Regions from separate parts of the Homo sapiens genome. Here region 2 is linked to region 1. Evidence: read pairs that join two places in POLR2A ChIA-PET (ENCODE). Cell type or tissue: OCI-LY7. All regions are shown on one strand. Each heading gives the region's core, and the rest is flanking DNA. Links, peaks and the distances in the headings are about the cores only.

The links. Peaks named below come from ENCODE experiments on the same cell type or tissue, not always from the same donor. Only the 100,000 strongest peaks of a DNase experiment are listed, where the experiment ranks them.
Region 2: POLR2A ChIA-PET joins it to region 1 with 13 read pairs; 15 of 35 experiments call an interaction of 5 or more read pairs at or near these places.

The regions. Positions count from the first base shown.
Region 1 is chr14:49,876,862-49,882,240 of GRCh38, reverse strand. No RefSeq gene overlaps it. Among named protein-coding and RNA genes, the nearest start is that of ARF6, 14 kb to the left of the region's middle. RefSeq lists a silencer at 2,212-2,271. In OCI-LY7, for the core only: CTCF peaks have their summits at 1,926, 2,128 and 2,330 (motif pointing left); DNase peaks (open chromatin) are centred at 1,880 and 2,350; H3K4me3 peaks cover 292 bases; H3K27ac peaks cover 1,159 bases.
Region 2 is chr14:50,118,500-50,123,878 of GRCh38, reverse strand. SOS2 (SOS Ras/Rho guanine nucleotide exchange factor 2) reads left to right here. Exons shown (of 23, transcript NM_006939.4): 22 at 3,495-3,604; 23 at 5,026-5,379. Among named protein-coding and RNA genes, the nearest start is that of VCPKMT, 4.6 kb to the right of the region's middle. In OCI-LY7, for the core only: no CTCF peak of the experiment used is centred there; no DNase peak of the experiment used is centred there.

The DNA of each region.
Region 1 (5,379 bases), core at 134-5,133:
TGGAGAAACCCCGTCTCTACTAAAAATACAAAATTAGCCACGTGTGGTGGCACATGCCTGTAATCCCAGCTACACAAGAGGCTGAGGCAAGAGAATGACTTGAACCTGGGAGGCGGAGGTTGTGGTGAGCCAAGATCGCGCCATTGCACTCCAGCCTGGGCAAAAGAGCGAAGCTCCATCTCAAAAAAAAAAAAAAAAAAAAAAAGACTGACAGAACAGATTATCTTTATGATAATAAGATACAAATTATAAACAGGATCTAAGGCCATGCCAGGCAAGTGTTAAGCCATGCACTCCTACACTTAAAGAATAACCTATGTCCTAACCACCACAAGGTTTTTCTTTTTCTCTAGCAGCTAAATAAGCACTGGCCTTGAGATAAACAATGTTGAAGCAGTTGCAGCTTACAACCACCACATGCTGACCAACTGACTTTGTTCCATAAGCCATAACTACAGCTCTGATTGGACAAGAGATTGATTTCAGTAACTTTCTCCTGATAAGAAGACCACTGACCAAGGACTGGGTCTAGCCAGTTTACGTAGACTGCGTGCTTAAAAGTCCTTTTGTGTCCTGAAAAGACCTCTGATGAATAGGGCCTAACCGTAATACATTTAAATGTTGAGTCTCCACCCCAAGGTGAACATAGTTCATAAGTAACATGCATGTTTATTCAACATGCATGCACCAGGACCACCTTCATGAATATTCATAGCTCCTCCTCTAGCCTGTTAAATATGTATGTTTAGCCAACTCCTTCAGCATAAAGCTCCTACCCCAGCCCCTCCTCCTTTGAAATGCCTGTTTCCAGGTCTCTACTGGAGGCTGCGTTTCCCAGCCTCTGGGATGGCCACCTTGCAGGCTGTAACACTTTACAAGAAATAAAGTCTCCACTTCTAAATTTATAAATCTTGTGATTTTTTTTAAGTTAACAGTAATAAGCCCGTTTAACCATTCCTGAATTTATGCTAATGAGGTAACTCTTAGAGGATAGGGGTTAGTTGCCAGAGGAACCAACCCTGGATAGAATGTTCAGTCCCACACCTTGAACTCCAGGGAAGGGAGAGGATCTTAGTCACCAATGGCCACTGACTTAATTAATCATGCCTACATAATAGAACCTCCATAAAATCCCTAACCGACAAGGTTTGGAGAGGTTCTGGGTTGGTGAACACACTGAGGTGCTAGAAGGGTGGCACCTCTAGCAAGGGCCTGGAACCCTCATACAGCCCATCCATTCCTATACCTTGCCCAATGTATCTCTTTCTTTGTTTTTGTTTTTGTTTTTTTTTTTTGAGACAGTCTCACTGTGTTGCCCAGGCTGGTCTCAAACTCCTGGACTCAAGCAATCCACCTACTACCACTTCTCAAAGTGCTGGAATTACAAACGTGAGCCACTGTGCCTGGCCCCAATCCATCTCTTTCATTTGGCTCTTCCTGAATTGTATTCTTTATAATAAACGGGTAATTGCAAGTAAAGTGCTTTCCTGAGTTCCTCGAGCCATCCAGCAAATTATCAAGCCCCAGGAGGGAGTCATGGGAGCCCCTGATTTATAGCCAGTGGGTCAGAAGTACAAGTCACAACTTGGAATTTGAGACTGACTTCTGAACTGGGATAGTCTTGTGAGACTGAACCCTTAACCTGTGTGGTCTGTGCTAATTCTGGGTAGTTACTGTCATAATTGTAGTACACCCGACTGGGATCTAGAGAGCTGGAGAATTGCTTACTGTGAGGGAAAACTCCACACATTTGGTGTCAGAAGTTTCATGAGTGTACAGGAAAACAGTTTTTTTCTTCTTCTTTTTTTTTTTTTTTTGAGACAGAGTTTCACTCTTTTGCCCAGGCTGGAGTGAAGTGGTGCCACCTAGGCTTACTGCAACCTCCGCCGCCCCCCAGGTTCAAGCGAGTCTCCTGCCTCACCCTGCCTAGTAGCTGGGATTATAGGCGACTGCCACCACACCCGGCTAATTTTTTGTATTTTTTGTAGAGACGGAGGTTTCGCCACGTTGGCCAGGCTGGTCTCAAACTCCCGACCTCAGGTGATCCACCCACCTTGGCCTCCCAAAGTGCTAGTATTACAGGCGTGAGCCACTGCGCCCCGCTGGAAAACAGGTTTTTTTCTTTTACTCCCTCACCCCCAATACCAGCCTCCCTTGTGGTATAGAGTCAGTGAAAACCCCATGGGGAGCATAATGTACTCTTACGCTTTCCAGCCAGGGAGCTATCACTGGAGGCCTAGTGGGGAGCGAGTACTCCCACCCTCACCTTGTAGTAACAAGGAGCCACTCCTAGGTTGTCAACAGAGGCCAAATGAGGAACCTGGACATCTGCCCCCATCTGGCAGTAACAAGGTAGTGCTCCTCTTTCCTTGCTGGTGTTAGAGGAGGCCAGCTAAAACAGAAGTTTAAGTAAGATCCAGCTGGGTGCAGTGGCCGGGTGGGGTGAGTCACACCTGTAATCGCAGCACTTTGGGAGGCTGAGGCGCTGCAGATCACCTGAGGTCAGGAGTTCAAGACCAGCCTGGCCAACATGGTGAAACCCCATCTCTACAAAAAATACAAAAAATTAGCTGGGCATGGTGGTGTGCACCTGTAGTCGTAGCTACTCCAGAGGCTGCGGCGGGAGAATCACATGAACCCAGGAGGCAGAGGTTGCAGTGAGCCGAGATCATGCCACTGCACTCCAGCCTGGGCGACAGAGTGAGACTCTGTCTCAAAAAAAAAAAAAAAAAGAGAAAAAGAAAAAAGCCAGGTGTGGTGGTACAGGTTTGTGATCCCAGCTATTTGGGAGGCTAAGGCATGAGCATGAGGATCACTTGACCCCAGGAGGCAGAGGTTGAAGTGAGCCGAGATGGTGACACAGTGAGACTCCATCTCAATAAATAAATAAGGTTCATTGCTTAACAATGGGGAATCTTAATTAAAAATTAAAATTAGGCCGGGTGGGATGGCTCACACCTACAATCCCAGCAGTTTGGGAGGCCAAGTCGGGTGGATCACTTGAGGTCAGGTGGTCGAGACCAGCCTGGCCAACATGGTGAAACCCTATCTCTGCTAAAAATATAAAAATTAGTTGGGTGTGGTGGCATGCACCTGTAATCCCAGCTACTTGGGAGGCTGAGGCAGGATAATAGCTTGAACTCGGGAGTCAGAGGTTTAGTGAGCCGAGATCCTGCCACTGCACTCCAGCCTGGGCAACAGAGGGAGATTCCATCTCAAAATAAATAAATAAATTAATTAATTAAATTAAAAATAAATAACATCCAGAGTCTTATAACATAATACTCAGAATATTCAGGTCACCACCAAAAATCACTCATTATAACAATATATCAAATTGAATGAAAAAAGACAATAAATGTCAGCATCAAGATGAAAAAGATGTTAGAATAATATGACAAAGTTTTTACTGCAGCCAGCATAAAAAATGCTTTAATTAGCAATTATGAACACACTTGAAACAATTAAAAAATAGTCTCAGCAAAGAAATAGAAAGTCTCAGCAGAGATAAAGAAGATATAAAGAAGGGCTGGGCACAGTGACTCACACCTGTAATCCCAGCACTTTGGGAGGCCGAGGCAGGAGGATCATTTGAGGCAAGGAGTTTGAGACCAGCCGAGACAACATAGTGAGACCCGCATCTCCACAATTTTTTTTTAATTTTTAAATTCTTCTTGAGACAGAGTCTTGCTCTGTTGCCCAGGCTGGAGTGCAGTGGCATAATCTCGGCTCACTGCAGCCTCCACCTCCTGGGTTCAAGCAATTCTCCTGCCTTAGCCTCCTGAGTAACTGGAATTACAGGCATGCGCCACCAGGCCCGACTAATTTTTGTATTTTTAGTAGAGATGGGGTTTCACCATATTGGCCAGGCTGGTCTTGAACTCCTGACCTCAGGTGATCCACCCGTCTCGGCCTCCCAAAGTGCTTGGATTACAGGCGTGAGCCACTGCACCTGGCTCCATCTCTACAATTTTTAAAAAAATAGCTAAAAGAAGTTGGAATTTCTCTAAACAGAAAGGAAAGGATTTTTTTTAGAAAAAGGAATGTTGGTACATCAGGAAGCAAGAAAGAACATGGTAAGCAAAAATATGGGTAAATGCAATCGATTTTTCTTCTCCTCTTGAGTTTTCTAAATTATGTTTGATGATTGAAGTAAAAGTTATAACTCTCCAATGTAGTTCTAAATGTATGTAGAGGGCATAGTAAAGACAATTATTGCTCAAGTCCTTGCTCATAAAGAAAAAAGAAAAGGGCTGTGTGCGGTGACTCATGCCTGTAACCCCAGCACTTTGGGAGGCCGAGGCGGGTGGATCACCTGAGGTCGAGAGTTCGAGACCAGACTGACCAACGTGGAGAAACCCCGTCTCTACTAAAAATACAAAATTAGCCAGTTGTGGTGGCGCATGCCTGTAATCCCAGCTACTTGGGAGGCTGAGGCAGGAGAATTGCTTGAACCCAGGAGGCGGAGGTTGTGGTGAGCCGAGATTGCACCATTGCACTTCAGCCTGGGCAACAAGAGCGAAACTCCATCTCAAAAATAAATAAATAAATAAATAAATAAATAAGACAATTATAAGCAGAGAAGAATAAAAGAACATAAATATCAGCAAAAACTGAGGACTGAAAGACAACATATCACGTATCTTATTATCAAGTGCCCATGGAACATATACCAAAATAGACCATACCCTGGGCTATAAAACAAACCTCAATAAATATATAAAGAATTGAAGCGGGGCTGGGCACGGTGGCTCACACCTGTAATCTCAGCACTTTGGGAGGCTGAGGCGGGTGGATTTCCTGAGGTCAGGAATTCAAGACCAGCCTGGCCAATATAGTGAATCCCAGTCTCTACTAAAAATACAAGAAATTCGCTGGGCGTGGTGGCAGCTGCCTGCCTGTAATCCCAGCTACTAGGGAGGCTGAGGCAGGAGAATTGCTTGAACCCAGGAGGCGGATGTTGCAGTAAGCCGAGATCACACCATTGCACTCCAGCCTGGGCAACAAGAGCGAAAATCCATCTCAAAAAAAGTGAAACTCCATCTCAAAAAAAAAAAAAAAAAAGAAATGATACAGAGTATGTTCTCCAGCTACAATGGACTCAAAGTAGAAATCAATAACAGAAAGGTAGCAGGGAAGTCTCTAAACACTTGGAAAATAAACAACATGCTTCTGAATAATCCATGGGCCAAAAAGTAAGTCTCAGGGAAATGAAAATACATTGAAATAAATGAAAATGGAAATACAGGCCAGGTGCGGTGGCTCATGCCTATAATCCCAGAACTTTGGGAGGCCAAGGCGGGAGGATCTGTTGAGCCCAGGAGTTCAAGACCAGCCTGGGCAACATAGTGAGACCCCATCTCTTTAAAAAAAAAAAAA
Region 2 (5,379 bases), core at 297-5,296, 240 kb before region 1:
AGAATCTAACAATTTTTTGCCATCTCCACTGCTGCCACCCTGGTCCAAGCCACCATAACTTTTACCTTGTTTATTACAGTAAGCATCCTGACTTATTATCTTCTCCACTTCAGTATGTTTTTAGTAGAGCAGCCAGAATGATCCTTTTAGAATCTGAGTTAGACCTTGTTTTACTTGTGCTTAAAGCCCTCTGGTGGGCCGGGTACGGTGGCTCACCCCTGTAATCCCAGCACTTTGGGAGGCCAAGGCAGGCGGATCACCTGAGGTCAGGAGTTGGAGACCAGCCTGGCCAACATGGTGAAACCCCGTCTCTACTAAAAATACAAAAATTAGCTGGGCCTGGTTGCAGGCACCTGTAATCCCAGCATACTCAGGAGGCTGAAGCAGGAGAATTGCTTGAATCCGGGAGGCGGAGGTTGCAGTGAGCTGAGATCACACCACTGCTCTCCAGCCTGGGCGACAAGAGTGAAACTCCATCTCAAAAAAAAAAAAAAAAAAGCCCTCTGGTGGCTTTCCATCTCACTCACAGTGAAAGCCGGTTCCTTTAAAGAACGCACAGGCCCTACACAGTTTGGGCTTGTTTGATCTGTCAGACCTCATCACTTATTCTCCCCCTTCACTCAGTCTGCCTCAACATAATAGACACATTATTGCATCAGTGCTTTGCTCTTGCCATTCCTGCTGTTTATAATACTTTTCAGCCATTTAGCCTCACAGCCTGCTCCCTTACCTCCTTCAGGCTGTTACCTTAGTGAAGCCTTCCCTAATCACCCTATTTATGTTGCTCCCCTCCCACCTCTTTCTATACCCCTTTCCAACCAAATATTTCTTGTCATAATTTATAGGCATCATACTTTTACTTATCTTTCCCTAACCTAGATTATAAGTTCCATAAGGACGTGAATTTTTGAGTTTTGTTCACGGTTATATTGCTAGTGCTTCAGACAGTGCCTGACAGTATTAGCAGGTGCCCAATAACTGTTGAATGAATGAATGAATGGCAGAAAATTAGAAGTAACTTAGATAGCTAACTAACATTACAGAAATTGTTTAGTAAATTCTGCTATATTCACCAGTTTGGAATAAATGCAGGCACTAAAAAAGTTCATAAAGACTGTAGTCTTGTAGGGAAATGCTCTTGATAGACAATTAAATTGCATTCAGACTTCAGCAAGGGTTATTGATTGCCTACCGTGGAGAAATATACTGGTTAAGTGGTGACTGTAGAGTCAGACCCAGATTCAGAGCTCTCATAGCTTTCCCATCATTCACATATCATCTGCTTCCATGAGTGTGCGTGTCTGTTACCACCTAAGACTGGCTTAATCAATAAGAAAACACTCAGACATACTTGGAAGCCTAGAGGAAGGCTGCTTTAAGACTGGTTGATTCAGTGACTCGATGATGTAATTAAAGACCAGGGTTCCTGGACTCCAGCCTGGGCGACAGAGCGAGACACCGTCTCAAAAAAAAAAAAAAAAAAAAAAGCCCAGGGTTCTTTTTCACTCTTCATTGTTTTGTCCAGATTATCAGCTTGATTTAAAGCTGTTTTCCCTCAAAATCATAACTGGCAAGAGCAGTAAAGGTTGTGTGCTTCTTTGTTCAGTCAAATTATATATAGAGAGAAGTACAGACAAGACAGTATGACAGAATGCGTTTCCAAAAAAGAGCAAGGAACTTCCTTTCCATTAGCCCCCAGAATATCTCCTTTTAAATTTCACTGGTCTGAATTAGGTTACATGCCTACAGTTAAACTCATCACTCTGGCTAAAGGAATGGGATTACTCTGATTGATTTATACCAATTAGGCCCCATCCCTGGAGCTAAGGGGTCAGGTTCACTTTCCCTAAAAAAATGGCTACTTGCATGAAAGAGAGGTAGATAAAAATCTGATCATGTTAAGAAAGTGAGTCCCATGCCTATTCCTTGCCTTGAATTGGGGTGTCCTGGGCAGGATTGGCCAACTAAACCAAATGGGACAGATTTACCACCACCGAAAGGAGTTCTCCCAAAGACGGGACAAACAATGCTGGCAGGTCTGAGGAACATCCTCTGCCTAACCTCCCCACACCATCTGCCAACCTCATAGGCATACCTTTTGTATCAGCTATTTCCCCCTGAGCCAACAGGACACCCCCGCAGAAGTAACTGCAGAGCCACATGACTGAGATAGCAATTTTTGACATAGAATAATTAGTTTGACATATCTACTTGGATGTCTCATAAGCAGTTCAGTTCAGAGTGTTTAGGAACATCCTCTGCCTAACCTCCCCACACCATCTGCCAACCTCATAGGCGTACCTTTTGTATCAGCTATTTCCCCCTGAGTCAACAGGACTCCCCCCCCTCCCCCAGGAAGTAACTGCAGAGCCACATGATCGGGATAGCAATTTTTGACATAGAATAATTAGTTTGACATATCTACTTGGATGTCTCATAAGCAGTTCAGTTAGAGTGTTTAAAGTTAAACTTATCAACTTCTTTCCCAGTTAGCGCCTGTGTTCCCAATCTCAGTATAATGACAAATAAGACATAGTTGCTGCCTTTGTAACAACTGTGTGAATATAGAGAGATCAAATGGGAAGTTGAACTATAGAAAAAATTAAAATGAAGATAGTAATTATTATATGTCTGGTTGATCTGTTTAGGGGTATTTTCCTGTCATTTATCATTTTGTAAATTTCCTTTAATGTAGTTATATAACGTGTACATTATCAGTGAGAGACTTGCAAAGACAAAGAGTTATGTGATATAACACTACCTTATGGGTTCCTATATGGAGGGTTTTATTACCTGTGTGGTGATGTGCCCAATCATAGCTGCTTCAAAAATATACGGTCTCGCAGGGCACGGTGGTTCATGCCTGTAATCCTAGCACTTTGGGAGGCCGAGGTGGGCGGATCACAAGGTCAGGAGTTTGAGACCAGCCTGACCAACATGGTGAAACCCTGTCTCTACTAAAAATACAAAAATTAGCTGGGGGTGGTAGTGGGTACCTGTAATCCCAGCTACTCAGGAGGCTGAGGCAGGAGAATTGCTTGAACCCGGGAGGCGGAGGTTGCAGTGAGCCGAGATCGTGCCATTGCACTCCAGCCTAGGCGACAGAGTGGGACTCCGTCTCAAAAAAAAAAAAAAAAAAAAAGGTCTCTGATTAGGATGGTCTTTCTTTGGAAGTTACTACAGTGTATTTAGACATGTTTTGTTTTGATTTGTGAAAGGCTTTTCAGGGAGCAGAATCTCATTAATCATAATTAAATAGTACACCTTCATTTAGCTGAAGTACCCATCATGCCCCAGGCACTATGGTTGGTGCTAGAGACACAGAAATAAATACACACTCCCTGCAGAAAGCTTACAATTTAATGGGGGAAGATAGATAAACCAATAGTTGATACAGTCTGACAAATGCCATGGTAGAAGTATCGATCACAAATTGTGATAAAGGTTTATCTTATACTGTGAATTGTGGTTAAACTAGTCTTTTTCTCCCCCAGAGTCTTTCTTTAGTTCATGTGGTAGTTTACATAAACTAAGTGAAGAGCCCCTGATTCCTCCTCCTCTTCCTCCTCGAAAAAAGTTTGATCATGATGCTTCAAATTCCAAGGTAATCAACAGGACTTTACTCCAACTTATTCAAAGTTGTGAATCTTCAAAATAATGCCTAGTGTTATAAAGAGTCTGTGAATTATACTTTGGCTACCATTTATGGTTTTTCAGCATTTGGGTTGTTATATTTGAAAAATACTTTTAGTTGTTTAATCCTTATAAAAACCTTTTCTAAATAAGAGGCTGGGCCGGGCGCAGTGGCTCATGCCAGGCGGGTAGATCACCTGAGATCAGGAGTTCGAGACCAGCCTGGTCAACATGATGAAACCCCATCTCTACTAAAAATACAAAAAATTAGCTGGGTGTGGTGGCGGGTGCCTGTGATTCCAGCTACTGGGGAGGCTGAGGCAGGAGAAGCGCTTGAACCTGGGAGTTGGAGGTTGCAGTGAGCCAGGATCGTGCCACTGCACTCCAGTCTGGGCAACAATTGCAAAACTCTTGTCTCAAAAAAAAAAAAAAAAAAAAAAAAGGCTGGTTGGGAGGCTGAGGCAGGCAGATCATCTGAAGTCAGGAGTTCAAGACCAGCCTGGCCAATATGGTGAAACCCTGTCTCTACTAAAAATACAAAAATTAGCCGGGCATGGTGGCGGGCACCTGTAATCCCAGCTACTCAAGAGGCTAAGGCAGGAGAATCACTTGAACCTGGGAGGTGAAGGTAGGTTGCAGTGAGCCAAGATCGCACCATTGCACTCCAGCCTGGGCGACAGAGCAAGACTCTGTCTCAAAAACTAAAAATAAAAATAAAAAAATAAAAAAGAGGCTGGAAGTACATTTTCTTTCTGGTACAGGTGGAAAAAAACTTCAGTAGTATTCCAAGTATTCTTCAAACTTTCAACTAATGCTTCTCAAAATTTTAAGGGTGCATCAGAATTACCTGAAAGGCTTGGTAAAATCAGACTGTGGAGCCACACCTCCAGAGTTTCTGATTCAGTAGTCTAGGATGGGGCCCAAGAATTTGCTTTTCTAACAAGTTCCCTACTGATGCTGATGTTGTTGGTCTCTGGATCACACTTTGAGATCTACTGCTCTAAGCCTCACTGGAGAAAGTAGCAGTAGATGCCCAGTAAGCAGAAGCTAGACATTAAAGTCCTCTAGACATCATGTCCTTTCATGTCTATAAAGCAATAAATTATTGTCACTTACCTACTATTATAATTAAAATACATAAATTTCTGAAATGTATACACAAAGCAAGATAAAGAGTTAGGACCTAAGACTTAAATTAAAACATCTCATATATAAAAATATTAAACCCAGCCCTGAATTAATCTAGGAGTACTCATAATCTGATAATTAACCCAGATTAGTTTATTTTGAGCCTCTGAATTTAACTTGACAAGTAAGAATTTTTCAGACTTAAAAATTTTTTTTTTTAATTTTTCAGAATAGAGGTATAATTTAATTACTTTTTTTTTTGAGGGAAATATGAAATCTGATGATGATCCTCCTGCTATTCCACCGAGACAGCCTCCTCCTCCAAAGGTAAAACCCAGAGTTCCTGTTCCTACTGGTGCATTTGATGGGCCTCTGCATAGTCCACCTCCGCCACCACCAAGAGATCCTCTTCCTGATACCCCTCCACCAGTTCCCCTTCGGCCTCCAGAACACTTTATAAACTGTCCATTTAATCTTCAGCCACCTCCACTGGGGCATCTTCACAGAGATTCAGACTGGCTCAGAGACATTAGTACGTGTCCAAATTCGCCAAGCACTCCTCCTAGCACACCCTCTCCAAGGGTACCGCGTCGATGCTATGTGCTCAGTTCTAGTCAG